Linked DNA regions of Homo sapiens: region 2 is linked to region 1. Evidence: read pairs that join two places in POLR2A ChIA-PET (ENCODE). Cell type or tissue: GM12878. All regions are shown on one strand. Links, peaks and the distances in the headings refer to the core of each region. The heading gives the core; the rest is flanking DNA.

Evidence for each region. Peaks named below come from ENCODE experiments on the same cell type or tissue, not always from the same donor. Only the 100,000 strongest peaks of a DNase experiment are listed, where the experiment ranks them.
Region 2: POLR2A ChIA-PET joins it to region 1 with 5 read pairs; 2 of 35 experiments call an interaction of 5 or more read pairs at or near these places.

Annotation. Positions count from the first base shown.
Region 1 is chr10:110,066,613-110,071,997 of GRCh38, reverse strand. All of the region lies in intron 1 of ADD3 (adducin 3), which reads right to left. Among named protein-coding and RNA genes, the nearest start is that of ADD3-AS1, 61 kb to the right of the region's middle. In GM12878, for the core only: no CTCF peak of the experiment used is centred there; DNase peaks (open chromatin) are centred at 2,104 and 3,747; H3K4me3 peaks cover 1,038 bases; H3K27ac peaks cover 4,947 bases.
Region 2 is chr10:110,169,957-110,175,341 of GRCh38, reverse strand. No RefSeq gene overlaps it. Among named protein-coding and RNA genes, the nearest start is that of MXI1, 35 kb to the left of the region's middle. RefSeq lists an enhancer at 604-1,199 and a silencer at 4,537-4,831. In GM12878, for the core only: no CTCF peak of the experiment used is centred there; no DNase peak of the experiment used is centred there; H3K27me3 peaks cover 120 bases.

The DNA of each region.
Region 1 (5,385 bases), core at 74-5,073:
TAAAACAGGTAATCCAGGATTTAAAAAGGAAGAATTATAGAAAAGGCAAGGTTGGGGATAAGTGAAATATGGTTAATGTTCAAAATAGGCTTTTTCTGGATAAAAAAATGTACACAACATAACCTACAATGATTGGTAAGTTCAGCTTATTAAAGCTGAGGTTGAAATTCAGTAAGTCATTAGGTCTAAAGATTAGGCATGATCCCCATTTAAAACAAAAATTCACCAAACTAGTGAGGTTGTATTGTATCTTCAAGGTTGCCAAACTAGAGGTAGAAAGACATAATATGGCTTTGACTCTACTGATGGCATAGTACTTCTGAAAACTATGCATTTTATTAACACCTTGTGAAGACACAGACTACATGAAAAAGAAAAAAGCACAGAATAAAAAGTGAAGAATAAATCTATTTGTGCCATTAAAAAAATCTGCAATCATGAATAATTTCTGTTTTGGGAAAAGTTCTAAAACGGAATAGAAAACAAGTAAAAACAAAATGAAATATAGCCACAATATACGAAATATTCATGACACATGCAATTTGTTTTTACTTTCTAAATCTTTGAGGTATAACTTTTATTTTTAACTGTGGCAAGAATACATGAGATCTATCCTCTTAAATTTAAGTATACATTACTGTTGATTATAGGTACAATGTTCTATAGCAAACCTAAAGAGCCTTTTTATTTTGTTGGACTGAAACCCTCTCCCCTGCAATTTGTTAAAAATGTTACTTTTGCTTTGAGCTGTTCCATCTAAGGATATGGGGCTCTGTAGGCATTTTTAAATTGCTTTTTCCAACTATGAGACATCATTTTACTTGGAAAAATATGTTTTACGTTTCAAATACTTTACCCAGTAAAAGCCATTCCCCCAATTTTTTTTTAATCTTGGGAAATTTAAGTATCAATAATGTTTCTAAAAATTATCCTCCTAAAACAAATTCAAGCACTTAGCTTCAAACACTGCTGTTGGATAGGTAGGAGGCAAAGCTGGCTCCCCACCCCCCCCCCCCAAAAACAACAAAAAACTAAAAACAAACAAAAAAAAAAACCCACATGATGTGTTTGTAGGCCTACTAACACTCTCAGCTTCTCTGAGATCTAGCTGTAGAACTTGGGCTGCCTGTATATGACAAGAGCCACATCCCAGCCTCTAAAATTAATGCTTTAAGAGTCCTCAGATATGATAAGTAAGCTTTTTCCAAGACAGGGCGAGAGACAAGTTTGGTTATCTGCACCCCTACCCCCCAATCTTTATCCTTCAACCCCTGCATAACTCTGCCTGCCTTCAAGCATCTTAATGTGTTTTTCCACTCAATGGTTGATAGATTTGCTATATACTCAGTGGCATGATAGAAGGTGTAACGAAAACAAAAACAAAACTAGTCTGTAAATGTATTTCTTCTGTACATATTAGAGGGATTTCAGTTTACAGAATCATACATACTGCTCCCAAACATAACTAAAGTGTAGAGTATCAATTTATTCTCTGCAACCTACAGCAGTACTGATCACATAACCTACTTTGATTTTAGATTTTTTAAATTTATATTTAAATTCTGAGTTGGTAAATCAATTCACCATATATTTCTTTTCTACTTTTTTCTTAAATACATTTATTCTACTAACTATTCATTCCCCTACTATTACATGCTACAAGTGAACAGGTATCATGGTAAAAAATGTAAGAAATGAACGAGACATTGTCTCTGACCCTAAAATACTAGCAATTTAGTGGGTTGGGGCAGGGGAGAGGGAGAGACAATTGTAGCACACTCTGTTATTATAATAGATATACTACAGATATACTACAGATATATTCAGAGAAAGGAGCCTATTTGAAAGGTTACAGGGCAAGTTACCCTGGAGCTTGGTCTAAAAGGAATGAGTATATATGTATGGGGTGAAGAGGAAAAAGATTAAAAAAAGACAATATATGTTTTAATAAACTTTTAATACATGGCTTTACTTTAAATAAAAGTATCACAGATTACAACTAATACAAAAGGGAAATCAAAATTGCCACTGGGTAACAGTTTACTGTGGTGTGTATAATTTAAGCTACAGGAAGCCTACAATCTATTAGCGAACCACAGTTTTGTGTCATGTGCTTTTGCTTTCACTCTAATCTGACTTGCATGCTAAGAAAAGAAACTCAAAAGCCATTTATATTCTTTTTTAAACAATGCTTGTTCTTACACTGCATTAACCAATGACTTAGAAATAATTAAGACCAATTATCTTGAAAGCCAGTCAAATTGTAATCTGACACCACATCACCATGAAAAGAGGCATAAGAATGTTCTAGGTTAATACTAAGGTCAGTAAACAAATTTCATGGTCAAGGTGGCACTACATTATACTACACCCTATGAGCTCAAATCCTTAAAAGCATCAAGTATAAGCAAGGTAGATTTAATGGGAGAGGGTGGGAAGGGGAAAAAAAAAACACAACTAATAAGCATTATGTTTTGTAAGGCACTTAAGTTCTAAGGTTCACTGGCCCAGAAAGCTGTTGATATATGAGAAAGGTTACTTTTGTGGATTGAAAAATGGGCTAAGGTGATTAAATATACATTTAAAGCTGAAAGGGATGATATGTTAAATTGCTGAGACTGGGTCACTCATTTGATCAACTTACTATTGATGAGAAAATGCCACAGGGTTAATGTTTAAGATGCTTCCACACTGAAGTACAAATAAATAACAAATCTTCCATTTTTATGAAGAAGAATATGCAGATCATTTACAGCATATACAATCATGACAACCTGAGAGGAAAAATCCTTTAAAATGGAAAAATTAAGGTAGGATTATTTATGTAAATTATTTAAAGATTCCTTGCCAGGTTGTCTTAAATAGTAATCGCACCTGCATTTAACCATGTTATACTGAGATACAGGCAATTTTTTTTTTTTAAGACAGGGTCCCACTCTATTGCCCAGGCTGGGTGCAGCGGCATGATCATGGCTCACTGCAGCCACAACCTCCCCGGGCTCAAATAATCCTCCCAGCTCAGCCTCCCAAGTAGCTGGGACCACAGGCTCACATGACCACGCCCAGCTAATTTTTCTATTTTTTGCAGAGACGAGGTCTCACCACGTTGCCCAGGCTGATCTCAAACTCCTGCGCTCAAGTGATCCAGCTCCCTCAGCCTCCCAAAGTGCTGGGATTACAGGAATAAGCCACCATGACCAGCCACTAGCCAACTTTTTAGGAGCATATACTTTATATAAAGCAAGGGCTGTAAGTACTTTATACTAATGAATTCACACCTACAACATCTAAACTTTGACAAAAAAGAAAAAATCCTTTTGCCTTTCAAAACGTTCACTTCAGGAGTTTAATCCTGGAGTAGGAAATCCTCAATGAATTCTTTGGACAGTGTATATGTACAGCTGTCCCTAGGTATCCATCAGGGATTAGTTCTAGGACCTCCCATGGCCACCAAAATCCAGGATGCTCAAGTCTCTGATATAAAATGAAGTGGTATCTGCATAAAACTTTGTACTTCCTCCTGAATACTTTGAATCATCTCTAGATTACTTATGATGCCTAATACAATGTAAATGCTATGTAAGTAGTTATTCTGTATTTTTACTCTAATATTTTCAATCTGTGGTTGGTTGAATCTGAGAATGCGAAACCCTCAGAAGTGGAGGGCCAACTGTAACTTCCTCAGAAGATTCAGAGAAAGGAGGGGGGGAGGTGGAAAAGCTCATGACAATTGCTTCTGAACTTCTGAGAAGCAAAGTGACAGGAGCAGTACAAAAACTCGGTGGAAGCGGGAAAAGGAGGAGCTAAGAAACCAGATGAAGAGACAATATAGGGAGCCAAGGGTGACATGAGATAAGGGGATCAAGTAACTGTGGCAGCCAAAGACGCTGGGCCACACCCATAGAGAGCTATGTGGCTTATTTCAAGGGGGTGGAACACTGAGCAAGTGAACAATTTTGGTTTTGTTTAACTGAAAGGTTGCACAATCCTGTAAATGGGGGAAGGAAAGGGGGTGTTTTTCCAGTATAGAGAAAGTTAGGATAAATAGTTATCCCTTTAAAAAATATTAAACAAAGAGAAGTAATAACTAAATCATTCAAAGGAATATGAAAAAAACAAAGCAAATCAAAGCAAAAATAATCTAGCATTGTTGGTGTTTTAGAAAAGCGATGTATACCTTATACATGAAAATGAAAAACTGAGAACCTTGAGGAAAGAAATATAAACTCTATGTAAACCCAGAACATTACTTATTGACTGTCATGATGAAGCTTTTTATCTTGTGGACCATGCCATCCTTCAAACTACAAGATCCCCATAAAGTACACTGACACGAATTTTGGGGTATGTGGATCAGTGTAAGGTTCTTCCTCACTCCAACTTTAAATATGGCAGCTTATAGAAATAATTCTCAATGACTGGATTCTTAAAACTTAATCCAAGATAAGCAATACTGTGACTCCTGTGGGATATTTCCAAGTTATTAATCTGAAACAGTTCTCAACCTCTTTAAACTCATTCCTGCTGGTCCAATATAATAAATGATATGATGCTTTAAATAAAAAGGGGAGGTGGAGGGAAGAAAGAAGGCCCAAGTTAGCACCTCTGAAGTTGCTTTAAAGTTTATAAAAACTGCAAATGAGAAGTAATAACATAATATACATTTATTGTATTTTTCAATCATGTGGCTAGAAACTACAGAAATAATTTTAGAAAGGCTTTCTTCCAGGTGCAAATTACTTTATTTGATTTCACGTTTAACAGTTACTGCCTTTACTACACTCTAGGAAATGAAAGTTGAAAAATATTTCAGGTTTTTTATAGATGATTTATTAATCAAATCTACTGATTTTTCTAAGCATTAATATCTTCCTACAGGAATTTTTTTAAAAGGCACTATACAGTTAACAAGCATTTGCTTTCACCATAATACAAAAGTCAAGGTGTGCTTGCTAAACCAGAAACCAATCAGTGCACCTAGACCCGTGTTCTTAACACAGTCAGAACAGAGCAACCAAGTGTAGCTTTAATATTTTGGCTTACCAGTTTGTAAACAAAAATTTGTAGCTAGAGTGCAAAAGAGGGATCTAAATATACAAACCTCTCTCAACATAATGTCATTATATAGATCACACCACTAGTAAGAAACGCTCATGGAAATACTCGTTTTAGAATTTCCAAAAAATTCTAGACAATTATATCTCAAAGAAATATAAGCTGCTTAAAATTTACAAAAGAATTTCAGAGTCATAGTCAACAACTAGAAACCAGGTTTTCTTCTACTCACAAATTGTGGGCTATGCTTATCGAAGCCTGTAACAGACTTCTAAAAGATGGGGAGTTACAGAGAACCCCACAAAAAAAACCCAGAATGTTGAAGGGTTC
Region 2 (5,385 bases), core at 130-5,129, 100 kb before region 1:
ATTATTGCCCTTTCTCCCTCCTCTGGTACCTCCTGTCTATGTCTCTTGACCTATTGCCCATCTACATTGAAGTCCTAGGGACAAAGACGTAACAAAATATCAAGGTGAGAACATAGGCCCTGTAGTCAGACAGAGTTCAGTTCCCAGGCTGTGGCATGTACAGAGAGGTGACTTTTCCCAAGTAATTTCTGTTCCGTTATAGGGGAATAATAATATCTATCATGCAAAGTTGTGGTAAGGATTGAATAACATAATGGATGAGGAAGAGTCTCCCACACAGTGAGTAACTCTCTCTTCTCTTTCCACAGAAGCTCAATGTCTTACACATAAAATAACATTCAATTGGCCAGGGACAGTGGCTCACGCCTGTTGGGAGGCCGAGGTGGGCGGATCACTTGAGGTCAGGAGTTTGAGACCAGCCTGGTCGACATGGTGAAACCCTGTCTTTACTAAAAATATAAAAATTAGCCAGGCCTGGTGGCATGCACCTGTAGTCCCAGCTACTCAGGAGACTGAGGGAAGAGAATTGCTTGAACCTGGGAGGCAGAGGTTGCAGTGAGCGGAGATCATGCCACCGCACTCCAGCCTGCGTGACAGAGCAAGACTCCGTTTCAAAAAGAAAAAAAAAAAATTCAATCATGGTGATTGAAATCATATTGTTTTATGACTAGGTTGAGCTGTTAAGCTCAGTTACCTGATATTCAAAAGAGAAGCCATAGGTCACAGCCTCCATTCAGAAGCACAAAGGAAGTGTTCTCCAATTAGCCAATGATGATCATCCAAATACCAGTAACAGAAATCCTTGGCATTTGCTTAGTATTTACAAAGCACTTTTGCATATATTACATTGTATAATTTCACAATAACTCTGTGGAGTCCCTTAGCATCAGCATTGTCCCCATTGTGTAGCCTCCAAGGAAATCATTGAGGTCAAGTGGTTTGCCCATTGAGGCACAGCTGGTAAGTGGCAGAGCAGAGACTCTAAGAGCCCATCCTGCCCCCACAGACCAGTTGTTACAGTGTTGAGGGCCTGTGAGGAGTCCCACTAATAGGACATAATCCCTCTTTTTCTGTTTATTGAATATATATAGCTTAAAATGAAATGTTCTTGATCTCCTGGAAACACAATCAGACTTGACCTTGGCTCAGCACCGAAGCCATTGACTTTTTCAGTCCAGGACCCTTTTTGCTGGGGTGAAGAACCACTCCTTGTCTTCATCACTCACTGCTTGGAAATAAAAGGACCCAGCACAGTTCTCAAGGAGCACTATTCACGTCAAACTCTGCAGCTGATGTGTGGGCAGCCAGCCTAGTGTACTGGGGAGTCCTTCTTTCCGTAATTCCTGGGAGGGTCTTTCTCCAACCACCATTGGACAATGTGTCCTGGCAGCCAAATCTGTTAAGGATTAGGGTATTTCCTAAAGAAAGATCACCAATCTCTTTCTTTAAAGACAGTAAGAAAGACAGGGCTATCCCTCTGCAATATCAGTCAGCACAAGCATAGAGCCCTCAGGATGAGCAGATTTCTTTCCTAGGTGAGATCAGGGGTTGAGAGGTGGACATAAGAAGTATGACATGTCGGCTGGGTGCAGTGGCTCACACCTGTAATCCCGGCACTTTGAGAGGCCAAGGCGGGTGGATTGCCTGAGCTCAGGAGTTCGAGACCGGCCTGGGCAACACGGTGAAACCCCATCTCTACTAAAAATACAAAAATTAGCCAGGCATGGTGGTGCGCGCCTCTAGTCCCAGCTACTCCGGAGGCTGAGGCAGGAGAATTGCTTGAACCCTGGAGTCGGAAGTTGCAGTGAGCCGAGATCATGCCACTGCACTCCAGCCTGGCAACAGAGCGAGACTCTATCAAAAAAAAAAAAAAAAGAAGTATGACATGTCATGGCCGGGCACAGTGGCTCACACTTGTAATCCCAGTACTTTGGGAGGCTGAGGCAGGAGGATCACTTGAGTTCAGGAGTTTGAGACCAGCCTGGGCAACATAGGGAGGAGACCCTGTCTGTAATTAAAAAAAAAAAAAAAAAAAAAAAAAGAAAGAAAAAAGAAAAAAAAGTATGCAATGTCAAAGAAACAGCAAGTGCAGTCCCTTTCTCCCATGAACTCAAAATCCAAAGGGATTTTGGGGAAGCCATCCCCAGGATGTTGGTCAAAAGTTAAAAAAGCTGTTTATATAAAAATATAGCAGCATGATCCACAGTGATGAAAACCTGGAAATTGTCCAAATGCCCAACAAAAGAAAACAGTTAAGTACACTTGTTTTATTAAATTGATGGAATAGCACATTGCTGTTATGAAAGATAATAAGGGGCTGGGCGAGGTGGCTCACACCTGTAATCCCAGCACTTTGGGAGGCAGGGGCAGGTGGATCACGAGGCTGGGAATTTGAGACCAGCCTAGCCAACACAGTGAAACCCCGTCTCTACTAAAAATACAAAAATTAGCTGGGAGTGGTGGCGGGCGACTGTAATCCCAGCTACTTGGGAGGCTGAGGCAGGAGAATCATTTGAACCCAGGAGTGAGCCGAGTGAGCCGAGATTGTGCCACTGCCCAGGAGTGAGCCGAGATTGTGGCACTGCACTCCAGCCTGGACGACAGAGCGAGACTCCATCTCAAAAAAAAAAAAAAAAAAAAAAAAGAAAAGAGACGAAAGAAAGATAATAAGGAAGTTTTTGAGCTATGATGCCTTCTCCAAAGAAAAATAAAAGAGGTAAAATAATATTAACTAAAAAGGAAAGATAATACGGAAGTTTAAGTAGATTTGTGGAAAAGTACATATGAAACAATTTCAGGTAAATAAAGAATACAAAACAGTTTCCAAGCCTTGATTACACCTGTGTAAAATCGTATAAGCATAGTGATAATGACAGTAGGGGGACATCATAACATAAAAATAACAGTTGTTTTAAAGTAAATGGGCATTACTGTCATTCTTAGTCATGTTTGCTTAATACGCATGAGACATCTTGAAGGTAGCAAGAGAGAGACACGTGACATCTGGCTGTCAGAGCACTGCAAAACACCAACCATGCAGATTAGAAGAAAACAAGTGCACAGGAATGGGGAAAATCAGGAAAAGTTGTGGTTATTCGAGTTGGAATTTGAGTGGCTTAATGGTAGACAAATGCTCAGCTGGCACGCTGGAACCATTTCTGGGGACCCCAGAAACACAAAGCCAAACCAAAGAATGTGCAGCAGGACCTATGATAGAACTTCAGACACAGAGCCAGCACGCTGGGGGAGAGTTTTAGGGTGCAGGGCGGCCTCTTCCAAGTCCTTCAAATCGCATCAGTGACTTGGATGCCCATTAGTCACATGAAAGACAGGTCCTTAAACTGTGGCCAAGTCTTTCTGTGATGTTTAAAAAATATAAATAAGGCCGGGTGTGGTGGCTCACACCTGTAATCCCAGCACTTTGGGAGGCCAAGGGGGGCAGAGCGCTTGAGGTCAGGAGTTCAAGATCAGCTTGGCCAACATGGTGAAACCCCGTCTCTACAAAAATACAAAAATTAGCCAGGCATGATGATGGGTGTCTGTAATCCCAGCTACTTGGGAGGCTGAGGAGGGAGAATTGCTTGAACTCAGGAGGAAGAGGTTGCAGTGAGCTGAGATTGTGCCACTGAATTCCAGCTTGGGCGACAGAGCAAGACTCCATCTCAAAAAAATAAATAAATATATAGATAGATATATAGATATCTATATATGCATGTGTGCGTGTGTGTGTGTGTGTACTCTCAGACTAAAAGTGGGTTTATTAGGTGGGTTGAATTTCAGGCTGTGCAGTTTAGGGTAAAGATGGTTTGTCGAGAGGATGGATGTGCTGGCTTCCCTTTGATCCCCAAAACATCCTACATTGAACTTTCTGATAATAAAACGTGGCTTCTATGAAGCAAATTGGATGCACACTCATTTTTGTTCTTTCCTATTATTTTGTAGTGTCTAATATATATTTATATATAGAGAGTTGCATCCGTTGCATCCAACATCACATAGTGGTGATTTGCGCACAGTTCTAACTTTGAAACATGAGGTGTGACATCCTCCTCCTGGGAGAGGAAAGGTAAGGTTCAGTCAGCCATGATCTTAGGTGAGTCATTTCCCTTCAGATACTGCATCTATAAAGGCAGGGTTAGGCTCCCAGCGGATGATTGGGATTCTCCTCAGCTCAGAGCCTCAGGGAGTCGCTGGACCTGAAAGAAAAGGATGGTCTGCCCCCAACGAGGGGCAGCTGCCTTCCAACAAGGAGTCACTGCGAGACAGATCTCAGCCCTTTGTGCAAATTACAGCAAACCCTCCAAGAAAATAGTCTGGGTTTTTTATTTTTATTTTTTTTTCTAGTTCCATATTTTGACTCCTGATCTCCCATTTCTGTTAGAAAGTTTATAGTTCCTCAGTGTAGTGTGAGATAGAGGAAGTATTCTTTGTTAGCAGATTTAAAAAAACGTTTTTGGCCACCGATGGACCCAGCAGCCCACAAGGGCTACACAATAAATGGGCTGGGGAGGAAGGGAGAAAGGCGGGGATCCTCTCCAGGAAGGCCTGGGAGGACCACACATCAGGCTTAATTTCCCGGAGCCCAAATGCAAACAGAAAGAAAATCCACCCTGGGTTGTTTAAAGTCCCTGGCTCAAGGCTGTTAGGGAGAGGAAGGATCCCCTCCTGCAACCCCCCAGGCTGCCAGAAAACTTCTTCTGCAAAGCCACACCCATTCCTGCCTCCAGGGTGTCCTCCTGCTACAAGTTGAAAGAAAAGGACAAGGAAACTGACAATCTCCTTCCAGGGGTGGGGGGGGCGGGGGCAGACGCCATGGCCAAGTCCAGGGTGATAAAGGGCTCAAGGGCAGCTCCGGGGTCGTCACTTCAACTGTACCATGTGAGCAGCTGCTCCATGTTGGGGATGTGGCAGAGCCCAGCCTCTGGTCCAGAAGCATTGACCTCTCCCCATTGACAAACAGCTGCTCCAGTCCCCCCACCAGCCTTTAGGCTCTAGGGGACATCGTGTGAAGCTCTGTCTCCCAGGACGTTAAACCAAATCTGTCACGGCTGTGGAGACTGGCTGGGGCTGGTGAAACCCTCCCATTTGCAGCGCAGGAGATCACAGTAGCAAAGGCTTGCAGGATACTTTCATGTGGATTATCTTATTTATTTCTCAATGTAACCATGTGAAGTGGATATTCGTTATTATTTCTTTTTTCTTTCTTTCTTTTTTTAACAGATGAATAAACGGAGACTTAGAGAGGTTAAGTGGTAGATGTGAGATCAGTGCCAAGACAGTCTCTGCAAAGCCTGAGCACTTAACCTCTACATCATGGGAAGATACTGCGCTCCTCTCAGAGTTGCAAAACATGCACAATGTCCTCCATCCCCTAAAGGCCATTCA